Regions from separate parts of the Mus musculus genome. Here region 2 is linked to region 1. Evidence: chromatin loops called from intact Hi-C (ENCODE). Cell type or tissue: left cerebral cortex. All regions are shown on one strand.

Region 1 (8,000 bases):
GTAAGTGTGTGTGTGTGTGTGTGTGTGTGTGTGTGTGTGTGTATCTCCAACAAGCAGATTTCATATAGTATAACTAAAAAGTTCTTCCTACTGCTCTGTTCAAGGTCAGGCTGTTTTCCACTTCAGCCCATGATTTCATCCCTTCTGCATATTTCTATAATTTTTATTTCAGGTTTCTGCCTCTTTAAATTACACATAAGAACCACTCTTGATTAAGCTTATCTACTTCTGTCTTTACCTTTTGATTCTCCTAGCCTCAAACTTTTAGCATCCATTCATATTTAACTGAATGGTTTACAGTCTCTTTGCTTCCAGCCATTTAGGGAGCCCTGACTCTGTGTCTGGATTCATCCTATATTCTCTACCATCCTTTATTCTTCTTTCTACTAAGTCTCAACTTATCCATCAACACTTGGTTCAACAATCATCACGGGAATTTTCTCTGGAGCTGGGGATGTAGCTCAGTAGCTCAGTACTAGGGCACTTACCTAATATAAGTGAAACCTGGGTTCAATCCCCAGTAAATCCCCATAAAGTTTCTTTGACCTAAATGCCTTAGGCCAGCATTCCTCAACCTGTTGGTTGCAACCCCTTTCGGGAGTCAAAAAACCCTTTCACAAGGGTCACTTCAGATCATCAAAAAACACAGATATTTATATTATGATTTGTCACAGTAGAAAATTGCAGTTATGAAGTAGCAACGAAAATAATGTTGTGGTTGGGGAGTCACCACAACATGAGGAAGGGTCACAGCATTAGGAAGGTTGAGAAGCATTGGTTTAGGCTGAGAGGTATCATGCCTGCCCCTCAGTGGTACTACTATATCATTGCAGACCATAAAGCTCTGTAGTCCTTCCTTTCAACAACTCTCTCACAAGACTGGAAACATTTGAAGGACAGAGGGAGAGTCTTTGTATCCTTTGTGTACTTTCTTATCTCCAGTGCCTAACAGGGAACAAAAGCTTGAAATGCACTCATCAAAAGAATGGTGCCACACGCCTTTAATCCCAACACTTGGGAGGCAGAGGAAGGCAGATTTCTGCGTTCGAGGCCAGCCTGGTCTACAGAGTGAGTTCCAGGACAGCCAGGGCTATACAGAGAAACCTTGTCTCGAAAAAACCAAAATAAAAATAAAAATAAAAAATAAAAAATAAAGAAATGAACAAGCCATTAGAGGAAAAAAGGCAAGGACAACTATCTGGTAGAGAGCAAGACTTTACAGATGTCTTTCTTGTGTAAGGATTTGACACAAGAAAAAACACCTGTTAAAGCCAAATTATCTTGCACTACAAGGAGTCAGAGTTAAATGACTTTCACAGTCCTTTCTAAGCACAGTGTTTATGAGATACAGTTCTGTTAACTTTCCTTTTCAAATGAAAGAGACACAGATTCTACCTCCAATCCTAACATATCAAAATGTCTGATTACAAATATAAGAAGCTTTAGTGAAAACATACTGGATATGCATTGGCTCAATTCAACAATTTAGATATCCAGGTTTACCTAAGAAAATTTAATTGTTTATTTAGTCTAAAATTTATATGAACATTTTCCTTGCCCTTTGCAAAACAAATTAACTAAACAATTAACTAGATTAACTAAACATTAATTAAGCAATAACTGTATCTATTTCTGAAGGTAAAGGCTGATCCTTCAACGCATGTGCATTGCAGAACCATTAAAGCAAATGGCAGTTCGCCCCCTTTCTCTTTTCACAGTTCCTTAAGCTTCTACTTTTCCCCTCCTAATTATGTAGAAATTTCTGGCATTTTTTTAGGCATCCTTGTTGACAGCAACTTCAGACATTCATCAAAAAAAAAAAATCCTCCTAGCAAACTTGAGGCCCAGAATTAAATTTTAGATAAAGTCAGGCTAAAAATATGGGAGCTTTTTTAACCTTACATGGTGAGGATAATTATGTTTGTGGTGTACAGGGAGTTTATTCATGTAAACTTCCTAATATCCCTATGAAGGTTATTACCAGTACTTCACAAGTGATACTAAATCCCAAAAAGGTCAAGAAATATTGCTCCTGAGCTACAGTCTTAGGGATATTGTCTAAGTCCCAATAAAAGTGCAAAGCAAAGCAAAGAACATCCAATTCCAGCTAGAAAAAAAAATTGCACGTAACATTTGATTTGGGTTAAAGAATCAGTGCACACACAGAGGGCTGTGTAATATTTGTATCTGGCTTGACTCCATGAGATTAATTTTAGACAAAGTAAATCTGACAGTAAATAAGGGGATGAGTGTCTCAAAGACCCCATAGATTCTTGCCACAATCCAGAAAAAGCCAGATTCCCTGAACTGCAGCTTCTTACCTTTTTCTTCATGTTACTGATGTAGCTAACACATCTTACCTTTTTCTTCATGGCTGCATTTGGCATTGCCCACCTGTAGATATAAACCAAAAGATGGTGTTTTCGTGATCTAATTGCCGGGGGCGGGGGGTGGGGGGGGGGACACACAAGTAAACTGAAAGATGCAGACGAATATTCTTTAAAGCAGCTAAGTATGGATGAGACCTCTTTTCAGAAGTCTTCATTTTCCTAAATTATAAAGCTGGGTTTATGCTCCCTGTTTCCTTCATCAGCTCGGGAGACGCTTCCTAGGATGGCATATTTAGGAATAGAAACCATTTAAATTCAAGATTTGATATTTTGTCATAAAGCTGAAGCAACACTCTGGGTACTTTTATAAATCAAACAATATTGTCATAATCTGAATACTATTTTTTTTAAATTCATCTCCGTATTTTTCAAATCTAGAAGCATCTTTGGACCTTCAATCGTCCTTCCAAGCTGTATTTCATTCATTAAAGGCACAAAGTACATATAACGCAGTTCTCAAATAGGCATATCGCACTATACGTCATTGGTCAGCAAATGTCTGTCCTTTCCTTTTTTATCATCAACAAGGTGATAACATCAAATAACCTTTATAGAAAACAGAAAACAACTCAGAACTGTCTCAATTAGAAGACTACGCATAAACCAGGAATCCCACATCCAGGCAAAGGGTGTTTCTATTCTGTTTTCCGTCATCAAGGGCATGATATCAATCAACCATATTGGTAAATTAAAGCAATTCATCACTGCAGGTTAGAGGTTGTTGCATCTCACAATACTCTTTACAATTAGCATGCCCTCCCTCCCAGGTGCAACATAATCCCCTTTACCCACCCAAGCGATCCTTCCGGCTCCCCTAGAGGAGGCTCCACTTTTGGGCCCACATTCTCTTTCTCTGTCTTTTTCTCGGAGTCAGATTCTTCCATCGTGCAACAAGTCCTTCACAGTGCCTTCTAAATCCGCAGTACCGTTCTTCTGGCTCACCTGCCTACGCTCAGCACCCAGGGCCCGCGGGGCCTGATCTATCCCTGCCTCCGCCTTTGTCCACTGGGGGGCCGCTTTTCCCACAGTTACCTTTACCGACCCGAACTTAGTCTCCAGGCACAGCCGAGCAGGCCAGCCCAAAGGAGCAAGCGATTCGATTCGGTGCGTGCAAAGGAAGAGATGGAGGAGAGGGAGGGCAAGGTGGATGAGGAGTTGGTCCCGAGTTTGGGCCTCACTCGCCAAGGTCTCAAGACCCAAAGGTAACTTGGTCAGCTTCTGTACAGACTGCAAAGGCTGAGATAACGGAATGAGCGGAGCGGAGCTGCAGAAGCAAAGCGGTCACTGCCTGGTGGCTCCTCCCGACCTCGCTGCCAGTCACGGTCCGCCTGAGGATGCTCTTACTTCCGCGCCCGCCCTTCAGGAGCGCAAGAACCTCACCGCAACCACGCTACTGCAGGCCAGGATCACGTGGGAACCTGCCGTAGTCCCAGGGCCTGTCACGTGCCGCTACCCTTTTGGGGGGGCCCTGGGTTTGCTTGGAAGAATACCATAGAGACTGCTTTAGGAAAGCCAGAGTGCCACCCGCCATCACGTGGCCCGGGCTCTCATTTCCGCGCCATTGGCCCTTAGGGCGGCCTGCGGGCACCTAGACACTGATGGACGCGGCCCCGCCCACTCGCTGCTCAGAGTTAAAGGAGAAGGTTGCAATTTCAGCACCTGCCAGCTAGCCGTTTTCACTACTCCCTATGATTAGGGCCCTGTGCATTTTTGCATTTTGGTAACTTTTCTTCCCGTTAATCCTTATGACAGTTCAAGTAATTAAAAAAGCAATCCATCTAAAGTGTTTTAAACTGTCTTTCCCATAGAAAACTCTCAATAAGTTGTTATTGCCAGGACCAGAACCACACGGAGGGTTTAACACGTCCGCCACTTAACTTTTAAAAGTTGCAAACATAATTTTAAAGTTTCTGATGATCATCATGAGATACTTGCTACATACAGAGTTTTATGTGGAGAAGAAGTGATTTGTCAACCAGCTCTCAAATCTCAACGCAGCAAGTTCCAACCTCAATGACCTAAGAGCTTCTTAGGCTTGGAACTCTTTTAAATGTGACACCAAGGTTACAGGCTGGGAAAAAGAGTGGCATAGGTTGATGCTCCCTTGAAAGACTGAATTTGCCATTCACAGTTTGTAATGGCCTCAACTTTCTCAGCTTATAGGTAATGTCCTCCAGAGGTCTTCCCAACCCATACTCTATTAGAGTACAACAGTCTTTTGAACCTGCAGTAGTTATTTTCTGTTGTATGCTTTTTAATTCATAATATTCCTTTGTAGTTTTTCTTTTGTTGTTGAGATTATACTGTAGACACATTTCTTTTTTCCCTTTTTTCCCTCCAAACCTTGTCATATAAACAACTCTCCTTGCTCTTTCAAAGTCATGGCTTCGTTTTTCATTGGTTGTTGTTATATGCACATATATGTATATACATATATATTCCTAATATAACCCGCTCAGTCTGTATAATAATCTCATATATATGTTTTCAGGGCTGAGCAGTTGGTATTGAAGAACCAGACAGTGTATTCTTCCCTAGGGAAAATTATTTCTCCTGCTCTGGGCATTCCTTGGTTGCCTGTAGTTCTTTGTGTAGAGTATAATACTTACTGACATGGCAATAATCTTGTTTATTTGATCTCTGAGTATAGGATTTCTATTTAAACGCTATAAGGACAAGCACTTACTTTTGAAAAATGTTCTCCTATACACTAGGTTCACAGACCAGAATGTGTGTATATACTCGATATTCACTGAGTACTGTTTTTTTTATAAAGATAAGAACAAATGTGTTAAGGAATTTCTGATTAATAACAGAAAGGAGAAAATGTATGATAGTTCTTTAATATCCACAACACATGAGTGTATTTTGAGAATGAGCATGCCTAGACATTTTTAGGAAGTAAAGCCAATGAAAAGAGAGGAAACAATTGCTACAAAATTTCTGGAGAGGAGAAGGAGAGGAAGCTAGAGCACAGCTAGCAACATTCCTTCTGGATAGAAGACAAAAATTCTATGGAGACATGAGTAGGAGACAAGAGTAGGCATGGACACAAAGCAGTCTCTAGAAGTTGATGATAGGTGGTGTATATGGGAAACTATCCCAGCTATTGTATTCTATTATCAGTGTTGGAAAAGCAAGATCATTTTGGGAAATTGGCCGAGATGTTAACCATTTGAAAGATAAGCAAAAGAACAGCATAAAGAAGCATGCCGCAAGGATTTCTGTTCGGTACTGAAAGAACAATTAAGGTTGGAAATAGTAAGATGGTATGGCACACATGCATGGATTGGTTTGGGGGTGTGTTTTTTGCTCTAAATGTAATCAACAACCTTAGTGGAGATGATTATAAGACAGGCTAGGTATGACCTCTGAATCTTCTTCCAGGGCTTTTGAAGTTTAAGTAGGAAACAAGGATAAGGAGTCAAGAAATTTATAAACACTCATCTTCACATGTTCAGTGGATGCTCCTGTGAGTAAGGAAAAATATAAACACTTCATAGAGTTGGGTTTTCTTAAAGACAGAAGAAGTGGGACAAAAGTTAAATTGAGTTTGATTTTAGTGAAATAGTGTGATGCTTTGAACAACAATGTTCCCCAAAGGCTCATGTGTGCATTTATTCCCCCAATTGAAGGTGCTGTTTGGAGAAGTTTAAGAGGTGTGGCCTTATTGAAGGAAATATGCCACTGAAGGCAGCTTTTGAAGAGTTTAAAAACCTGCACCATTCCATTGTTCTCTCTGCTTCATTTTTGTGTTTCAAGATGTGAGCTCTCAGCATCCCGATTCAGCTGTCATGCCTGCTGCTTGCTGCAATGCTTCCCTGCTGTGATGGAGTCTTATGTCTCTGGACCCATTACCCAAATAATCTCTTCCTGCTCCAAGATGTCTTGGTCACTGTATTATATCAGAGTAGTAGGAAAGGAACTAATACAGATGTTTGAACTCAATTTCATATTTAAGTTTAAGTAGTAGAAGCTATTCTGAATACTGAGATCTTGATAAAACAGCAGGCCTTAAACAAATTATTAGAATTCTCTGAACCTCATTTTCCTCTAGTATAAAATCTTTTTAATAACAACTTTCTCAGATGTTTTAAGGATTGAACTAGACCATGAAAGAAAATTGCCCCATATAGTGGCTTATCTATAAATGGTACTTAATAAATGATATTTTAAAATGTGAAGTTCCATTCAAACAGAATAATGTCTATACTAGTATCTGATAAACTAGACTTGAAGTCTGAGACAAAAGAGCCATTATATCATAAATAGAGGCATCAACTCCTCAAGAATATATAACAGTTGTAAGTTCATATGTATCCAATATAATATTTCCCAGGTATATAAAACAAATATTCTGGCTGTAAAGTGAAAAACTCTAATATGTTATAGCATGGAATTTCAATACCACACTTTACAAAACAAATAAACAAACATCTAGACAAACTCAGTAAGATTTAAAATACACTTTCTACTGAATGGACTTGATAGACATATCTAGAGTATTCCACAAAAGAGCACAATAGACATTTTCTCAATTCCACTTGGAAAATGCTCCAGACTATTATATTATATCACAAAAATAGAAGAAATTTAAAGATTATAATTGTTATTAAGTTTCTTTTCTGATCACTATGCTATAACACTAGAAATAAGTAACAGAAGTAAAGTTGTAAAATCCACAAACATGTGAAAATTAAGCAATATACTCATGGATATCCAGTGAACAAAGAGGAAATTACAAGAGGAAAGTAAAATGATGTTTATAGCAAAAATGCCTAAGTTAAAAAAGAAAATGTTCAAATTAACAAAGCAGAACTTCTCAAGTAACTAAAAATAAAAAATAAAGTCCAAAGTTACAGAGATATTCCCATCCAGTAAAGATCAGAGCAAAGTGTTGAAATAGAGATAAGAAAAACCAATACAAAGCTCAACCTGAATAGCTTTTAAAAGATAAATAGAAGTGGCAATCCTTTAGCTAGGCTAATTAAAAAAAAATCCCCCTCCCGCCCCAAACTCTCAAATTGTGAAGAAAACAGGAACAATTACACCTGCCACCTGCAGAAATTCAAAGGCTTATATGAGATTTCTATGAGCAATTTAAGGACAATAAACTGAATAACCGGGACAAAATGGGTAAATCCTTCTTATTTTTTTCTTTTTTCTTTGTATGTATTCTTCTCTCATACAATACATTCCAACTACAGCCTCCCCTCTCTGCATTCATTCCAGCTCCCCTCCTCCCCCACCTTCCCTCTCCCTGCTCCTTTGTTTCCCATTAGAAAAGAGGCAAACAGGACTGACAAAAAGAAGAAAGAAAGAAAGAAAGAAAGAAAGAAAGAAAGAAAGAAAGAAAGAAAGAAAGAAAGAAAGAAAGGAAGGAAGAAGGGAGGGAGGGAGGGAAGGGAGAGAGAGGAGAGGAGAGGAGAGGAGAGGAGAGGAGAGGAGAGGAGAGGAGAGGAGAGGAGAGGAGAGGAGAGGAGAGGAGAGGAAGAAGGAGAGAAGGAGAGAAGGAGAGGAGAGAAGGAGAGAAGGAGAGAAGGAGAGAAGGAGAGAAGGAGAGAAGGAGAGAAGGAGAGAAGGAGAGAAGGAGAGAAGGAGAGAAAGAAA
Region 2 (8,000 bases), 100 kb after region 1:
AGAGAGGATAATATATGACATGAAAGGAGGAAGAAGTATTTTAGAAAGGGAGAGCAAGAGGGAGGGGAGGAGTGGGTAATGGAAGAGGGAAGGGGTACATGGAAGGGTTTAGAGGGAGGAAGTGTTGTAATTATACTATAATCTCAAAAATTAAAAAATAAAATAAAAGATTCAGAAGACACAAAGAAGAACAAAATATAATGGCATATATTTTGCCAATGAAACTATTGACCCCATTAGTTTGTATGGTAATTCAAGACCATTTGATAAAAAAATAAATAAAATCTAGAAAAGAACTTTGAATTTACTTACATAAATGGCAAGGAATGAAATATAATATATGGTGATAGAAAGTTTATAAATGTGCCTAGGATGGAGGAAAGATGGAAAAAGGGGGAGACAATTATAAAGGGGCATGAAGGAATTTGATGATAAATAATATAACGATTGGGCTTGTGAGATGGCTCAGCAGGTTAAGTGCAGATACTTGCCTCCAAGCCTGATAGCCAGAAATCAATCCCCATGCCCTACATAGTGAAGGGAAAAGAAACCACTCTTAAGGGTTGTTCTTTGGCCTCCACTAATATGCTGCATGTGTGCACCCACCCCCAAATAAATGTAATAAAATATTCTAAAACAATACAACAATTATATTAAATCTACCAACAGTTACACACATACATTAAAATGTATCAAATTGTACAATTTTTAGTATGTGTACTTTATTTTATGCTAATCACATATAACAATTACAATAAGATGTGTTAGTTTACCCATCAGACTGCTAATGAATTATACATCTAACAGTGCTTTGGGAAGACACAGATGTGGTGAAAATGATACACTCCATTCACTGCTGGTGATGCTTACTAAGAAAGGACACAACTATTCGTGGAAATAAGCCTGGATATTTACATCATGATTTATATGCAAAAAAAAAACATTCAAACCACTAACTCTGTGACGAGAAATACAAATATACAGACAAGTATACAAATGTATATGGAATACTGCTTTTAAAAATGAGCAAATATGTTTAAGCAGTGGGGAAATAGTATAATAAGTCATGGTGTGACTATACAGTATGCATGATAATATTATAAACTAAAATTCCTCAATATCTTCATGTCACACTGTTAAAGGAACTAAAATTTGGCCCACAGAGAGAATAATTCCCAATCGCAGAAACTGCTATGAGTCTGTTCATTTTGGCTTTCAGCTTCTCAGACATCTGTTTGCATGTAACCTTTCTAGTCAGCATTAAGGTTTCAGCCCAATATTGACTTACTTATTCAGATATACCCTTCCTGATTACACTAAATTAATCTGATCTCCTAATTCATGCCTAGAGACCTCATCCATAGTCCTGCTAATCAGAGCCAACATCTTCTACACTAAGCTTAAAAAAAAAATCATTAAGCATTTAAGTCTTTGTTTTTCACTAACAGACTGTGAACTAACTCTCCAAACTCTAATGAGTTTCTATCAATGCCTAACACATAAAAGCTATTATATAACTATGACTCTTTACATAAATAAAATTTCTGACCCAGAGCTGCTGTTGTCAGTAGTATTTGATTCTGGACTACTCTATAATAACTAATTTAGTCCCTTCTGAAAAGAATTGCCTGAAAAGCATAGTCCCCAGGATTTCATAGATAGCAGTGGTTCAACAACATATCAAGGATTTTAATCTCATATGTAGAATCTGGAACTGAGCTCAAGAGATTTCTCTTTGGATGTCACGACTTCTAAGCTTATATGTAATTGTCTTTCTCTGATAGCTAGGAAACACTATAGGATCCAGGCCTCTCCACGCCCCTCTCCTCTCTGTTTCTGGCTTAGCAAAAATAGCCTAGAGCCTAAACCTTGTTCCCACTAACTTCTTTGGAAAAACTAGATGGGTGTTGAGGTCTTAGGCTGTATATTAGTTATCTGCTCTATCTATGGAGTCATGGAGGGTTGCACTGTCCTTGGAGTGAAATAATGGTTCATTTAGGTGAAGACGACAATGACAGGGAATGGCACCTACTCCTCAATCCATTGGTGTGGCACAAGGGAGAACAGCATCAAATACACCCCAAATTAATTTACCAAGTAGGAAGTACTAGTACATTTTCCTTAAAAAAAGAAACTTCAGTAAAAAAAAAAAAAGTGAACGTTGGTAATTACATTCTCATAAATAGCATCAAAACGGAAACAAATTATTGTATATTTTAATTATAACTATATATTACAGTATATAATCACAAATATGACAAATCTTTAAGTCCAGGAAACCTTCTCTAAAGGCTCAGGGATCACCGTGGAAGAGGTGGCAGAAAGACTGTAAAGAGCCATCGGATCAGAGAGTTAGCTGTAAGAGTCTGTCTCCTAGGAATGTCAGAAGCCATACCCATCAAGTCTCTCCGACATGACAGTGTGAACGATGAGCAAGGATGAAACCAATGAACACAGAGAATGTACATGAGGTCTCAACCCTACACAAAGAACTGCAAGTGGTTAAGGACATCTGGGAGCAGAAATACTCTTTCCAAGGGGAGAGCACACCAACTGCTTGTCCAGTGCTAAATGATCAGCTCCCAAGCCATACATCCAAATGGCATTGCACAGACTGAACACGTTATATTTAGGAATATATACCTATATGTATATACATATATTCAGGGAATAACCATTAGTGGGGAAAAAAAAGAAGCCTGAATTGGAAGGACAGTATGGGAGGGTTTATGGGACGGTTTGGAGGGAGGACAAGGAAGGGAGAATTGCTGCAATTATAATCTCAAGAATGAAAAGAAAGACTGAAAATATAGTAGTATTTAGCATTAACTTTCACAGAGATAGGAAGCAAGCTGGACAGACCAAGCCAGAGAGATCAGCTTTTTCTGTATAGAACAAATCAGAGGACTGGGATGTTCAATAAACTCATCAAAGGCTTGGAACAGATACACACCAGCCCCAAACTCTTGTTCCCAGTTCTGATTTCAATGACTGTTTCTCTCCAGCAGGCATCTCCTTTCTACCCGCGCACAGGTGTCTGAGCCTCACTGGGTCAAGTTGTGCTGGCAATGCTGTTGCCAGTGACACGCATCACCCACCACAGAGTTCATTCGCTAGATAAGGCCATATCCTGGTCCACAAACTCTACCAAAAAGCTGGGAGCTGCCAAAGTCTATGAGCCCCACAGGGTTAATTTCCCAGTAGGATTCCCAGCTGAGACACTGTCAAACACATGCTTCATCCCTTCCAGTGAAACAAGCAGAAAATATCCATTTACCTTCCAAGAACTGAGAGCACATATGAGGGGCGGGAGCAATGGCTCAGCAGTTAAGAGAACACTTGCTGCTCTTCCAGAGGAATCGAGTTAGGTTGCCAGCACCCATAGCGAGCAGATCTCAAGCACCTCTAACTCAGTCCCAGGGGGTCCCACGCCCTCTGCTAACCCCTCGTGTATACAGCACACAGGGCACAAGCACACGGGGCGCGCGCGCACACACACACACACACACACACACACACACACACTCACACCAAACCATTTTTTCAAAAACGGAACACATGTAAAATCTTTCCACCACATATTCCCTCAAGGCGCATTTCTTAAATGCCACTCTCACCTGCTGCTGCTGCTTGCAACGCACTTAGAGGCAAATCTGTGCTTACTAGGCAGTAAAGGCTTTTCGTTGAATTCGCACAACTCTGAAGCCAGTGCTTGAGTTACATCCACTTTCAAGGGGGAAAGCCAGGCTCAGAGAGGTGAAGGATCTGAGCAAGTTCACGCTTCAAATGACACAAGAAAAGCAGCATGCCTGGCTATGGGGCCTCCCTTGGGGGAGTAGGAACTGACTCATTACTCTTTGGGGCAGGCCGAAATGAACTTGAGCGAGCGAGGAAGCTGCCTGGGAGAAGCAGGTGGTACTTAGAGAGTGGAGGATGGAGGGGAGGCATTTCAGGCAGAGGAACCTGAGCAGAGAGAAGGAGTGGACAAAGTTCAGAGTGTGCACCGAGGGGAGCGAGTCGAGGCAGGTAAGCTGGCTGGCCGGCCTAGAAATCCAGGATCCAACCGCACCATACCATCTCTCTGCTCCCCATTCCCACCCATTGTCTGAAGCCTGCCTGTGGTCTCCCTTCAAATGCCTTTCTGTCTCTCAGTCCCCATGGCAACAGCTCACTTTCATCCAGCTGCTTCTTATTCTAATTGCTTCCTCTGTGGCCTGCCAGGAAGTACTCTGGCCTCCGTGAGGCTGCGCAAATCTAAGCCTGATCTTCTCACTGCCCCCGCTTAATTGACCAGGCGAACACGTAGCAGGGTACAGGCTCTGCGTCTCCTGCGCACTGCTGCCTCCCCTCACCCACCGCTTTGGTCATTAAGTCTATTCTTCGGGTCCCTGATGGGCCCACGAATTAATTAGCCACACATAAACGCCTTCTGAAAACCCAGGCGGGAGAGTGAATATGCTGTGTAAGCCAAGGCAGCCAAGGAGGGCTGGGGTCAGCTGACCTCTTGCAAGCCTGTGCCCCGCCGCACCCCTCCCCCACCCCACCCCACCCCTCTCAGCCCGCCTTTGGTGAGACTGGAAGGGCCCACTGCTTGCCAAAAGCTATGAACCAATAGGATAATGTGTGCACCTGCCTAAAGAAGACCGACATTCTCTTGCGCGCAGGACAAATCCCTGCAACCCCCCGCCCCCTAGCTGTCTTAACTACCATTGTGGGACTCAAAATGCAGCCCGCTCCTTTTCCTTTCGGCTAGCGGAAGTTCCTGTGCGGGAGAGTCCCACTTCCTCTTGGGTGTTTGGCGTGTGCGTGGCAGGAGGGGCGGGGCCAATGCTGCTCTGGTTTCTTGCGCGCTTGGCGCTACAGGGAGTGCGGGCGGCGACTCCTTGCGCAAGTCAGCTTGCCTGGGAAAGGGCTTTGTGGCTGAAAGCGACTGGTTCCTTGCCACAAAGGCTCCGCTGGCGTTTGCGGTTCAGCGGCCGTCCCTGAGTAAGATAGCCACTTTTCTCCGACGCTGCCAATAGCCTTCTCCAAGTGCTGCAGGCTTTCATCGCTTTGCAGGAGCCATGCCTCGGGGACGGAAGAGTCGGCGCCGCCGGAACGCAAAGGCAGCTGAAGAGAATCGCAACAATCGCAAGAGCCAGGCCTCAGAGGCTTCAGAGACCCCGATGGCGGCTTCTGTAGCCCCGAGCACACCCGAAGAATACCTGAGCGGCCCGGAGGAAGACACAAGCACCCTGGAGAAGGCCTCCAGTACCCCTTCAGAAGCTTCGAGCACTGCCCTAGTGCAAAAGCCGGTTACCCGGAGCAATTTTCAGGGCACCAAGAAAAGTCTCCTAATGTCCATATTAGCCCTCATCTTCATCATGGGCAACAGCGCAAAGGAGGCCCTGGTGTGGAAAGTGCTGGGGAAGTTAGGGATGCAGCCTGGGAGGCAGCACAGCATCTTTGGAGATCCGAAGAAGGTCGTTACAGAAGAGTTTGTGCGCAGAGGGTATCTGATTTATAAGCCAGTGCCCCGCAGCAGTCCAGTGGAGTATGAGTTCTTCTGGGGCCCTCGAGCACACGTGGAATCTAGCAAGCTGAAAGTCATGCATTTTGTGGCAAGAGTTCGGAACCGATGCTCCAAAGACTGGCCATGTAACTATGACTGGGATTCAGATGATGATGCAGAGGTTGAGGCTATTCTCAATTCGGGTGCTAGGGGTTATTCTGCTCCATAGAGAGATCCTAGGCAAACCCTTAGGAGTGGAAAAGAGAATCCAAAGTATCTGCTCCATGGAGTAGATAGGCAGGGTCCTGAATTCAAAAGGTTGTGGAGGGTGGGGAGGGCACTGTATTTGGTATTTGTGACCAGTGCTAATTGTTAAACTGCAAAGTAGTGTTTGCTATAGATATTGTTATCTTGTATTCATTTTATAACACTGTTGACTAAGAATCACAATATGTTTAAATATATACTTGAGGAAAAGTTTATGTTATTTTTTTCTGTCGTTGGCATTTGATATTAACAGCTGTGCTAACCTTATTAAATGAAGTCTTTGTGTCATGTTGTGTGATGGATAGAAAGTACCACTGAGAGGCTGTTCTTTGAAAGTTTGGAATAACCAGTAAAGTGTGAGTGGAAGAAGATTACAGATTTGTTCTGTCTTTCCCTTGTGTCTGATGTCTTGTAATGGAACACATTTGTAAATATGCTCACTGTGCAAATAGTATAAATAAAAGCATAGTAAACAGAATGTTTTGTTCATTTATTGTCCACCTGTTAAATGAGGACCAAATTTAGATGCTGGGAATAGTCCTTAACAGAAAGCATCTAGTTTCCAAGAAATTTCAAGATTGTGGGAGGGGGTGGGGAATGGAAATGCAGTAAGTGTTGTAGGGAATGGGCAGGGACTAAGGAGAAGGAAGACAAACTGATGACATCATTTGGGGAATAGAACAGAAAAAAAGAGGGTATCACAGGATGCTTTAAAACCCAAGGAGCATTTCTAGAATGCAGAAGACAGTAGGAAGGGTGGCCATATTACTTGGTATTGAGTGTGGAACTGGATACTTAACAGACCTTGACAGGAGCCATTGGCAAAGACCTGAAAACATTCTAAAATAATAAAGAAGTAGAAACGACACTAAAATTATCTTGAGAGAGGATGGTAGGGTAAAAATAGACTGCTGTGGAGTAGCAGTAAGAGAAATGGAAGAGACTAAGAAGATCCTTGGGGTCCTTAGGTAAATATTGGGTGGGGAAGTAAACTTAGGGTCACTGGGGAGAATAAGGATACTCAGGACATAGAAATTCCTCAATGACATATTCAGGTATGTTAAGGGAGAAGAACAGAACAAGAAAAAAGTCAGGAGAAGAGGGGAAGAGAACCAGGACATCATAAGAAGGCTGTTGCACTTTACAAAAAGACAGTGACACTGAGGTCACCAACACTCATGGTGAATTGGGGACAATGGGAAAAGGGCTTTGAAACACCTGGATTTCTGATGTTGAAGGATACTGAGAGAAGACTGGACATGTAACTTCATAGCATTGGAGTTTCTTGCTCTGCACATAATCCAAAATACTCAGTGTGTGTGTGTGTGTGTGTGTGTGTGTGTGTGTGTATCTGTTTGTCTGCCTGCCTGCCTGCCTGCCTGCCTGACTTTCTGCATGCCTGTCTGTTTCTCTCTCTGTGTTTTCAGGGGCAAGGTAATATTATTCCATATTTCCCTTGAGGTAGTGAAGTACCTACAACTGTAGAGATCTGGGAACCTCCTCCCCATTCTCCTTAGGGACTTGCCTGAGAACATGTACAAGAACAACTCACCAGCTCTAGAGCTGACCACAATTAACACGAGGAAAGTAATAAAAAGAACAGACTGGGGTCTCCTAGGGAGCATGAAGGACAGGCACCTAGCCCAGGCACACCATACAGAGTACAGTGGTCAAGACACTTTCATCCCTCCTTCACTAGAGTCTCACCTGACTTCTGTCTGAGACAAGGCCCAGTCTCTGGCTGCAGCACGGGATGGCAAAAGATTTATGCAAAGCCCAAGGACACACAGGCAGCAGTCTGCAGGCTAAGGATGCTTCCATCAGAAGCAGAGTGGACGAGGTTTCAGAAGCTCCAAACACAGATGATGAGTGGCTTCTATGTCACAGGAAGGGCCAGAGAAGCCTGGCACAGGTAATCAAAGAGGCTTGTCACCACCCCTGAAGGCACATGTTTGTCAGTCCCTCTCAAGGGGTAGGCAGCAAAGGAATCCAGGGGAGAGGTCAGCACACAGCATTCTGGGCCAGAGCCACACAAGTGGCAGACCTGAGACAAGACCCTGCTTCTTTCTCCACATCCCCAGACTGCCTTATACTAGGCTGCCCTGCCATCTGTTATGGCTTGCCAATGCCCACTCCCAGGGCCTCTGCCTTCAAAGGAAATGTGACTTTCAGCCCCAGCCATCAATTCCATGCAGAGGGAGAGAGACCCACTCAATCTGCTCAATTCATAGGAGGTTCCTCT

The links. Hi-C counts contacts between places; a loop is a spot of excess contacts. Peaks named below come from ENCODE experiments on the same cell type or tissue, not always from the same donor. Only the 100,000 strongest peaks of a DNase experiment are listed, where the experiment ranks them.
Region 2: it touches region 1 in a loop (2.8-fold over the local background); 2 of 42 quality-filtered maps call a loop at or near these places.

What each region holds. Positions count from the first base shown.
Region 1 is chrX:153,135,758-153,143,757 of GRCm38, reverse strand. It overlaps Rragb (Ras-related GTP binding B), which reads right to left and starts at 3,800. Exons shown (of 11, transcript NM_001004154.2): 1 at 3,183-3,800; 2 at 2,361-2,394. The coding sequence starts at 3,274. In left cerebral cortex, CTCF peaks have their summits at 816 and 3,400; DNase peaks (open chromatin) are centred at 3,465 and 3,870; H3K4me3 peaks cover 1,872 bases; H3K27ac peaks cover 688 bases.
Region 2 is chrX:153,034,402-153,042,401 of GRCm38, reverse strand. Mageh1 (melanoma antigen, family H, 1) reads left to right here and starts at 4,839. Exons shown (of 1, transcript NM_023788.3): 1 at 4,839-6,236. The coding sequence starts at 5,064. The coding sequence ends at 5,720. It overlaps 9530051G07Rik (RIKEN cDNA 9530051G07 gene), which reads right to left and starts at 4,773. Exons shown (of 4, transcript NR_040272.1): 1 at 4,708-4,773; 2 at 3,618-3,963. In left cerebral cortex, a CTCF peak has its summit at 4,705; DNase peaks (open chromatin) are centred at 4,489 and 4,824; H3K4me3 peaks cover 2,313 bases; H3K27ac peaks cover 1,177 bases.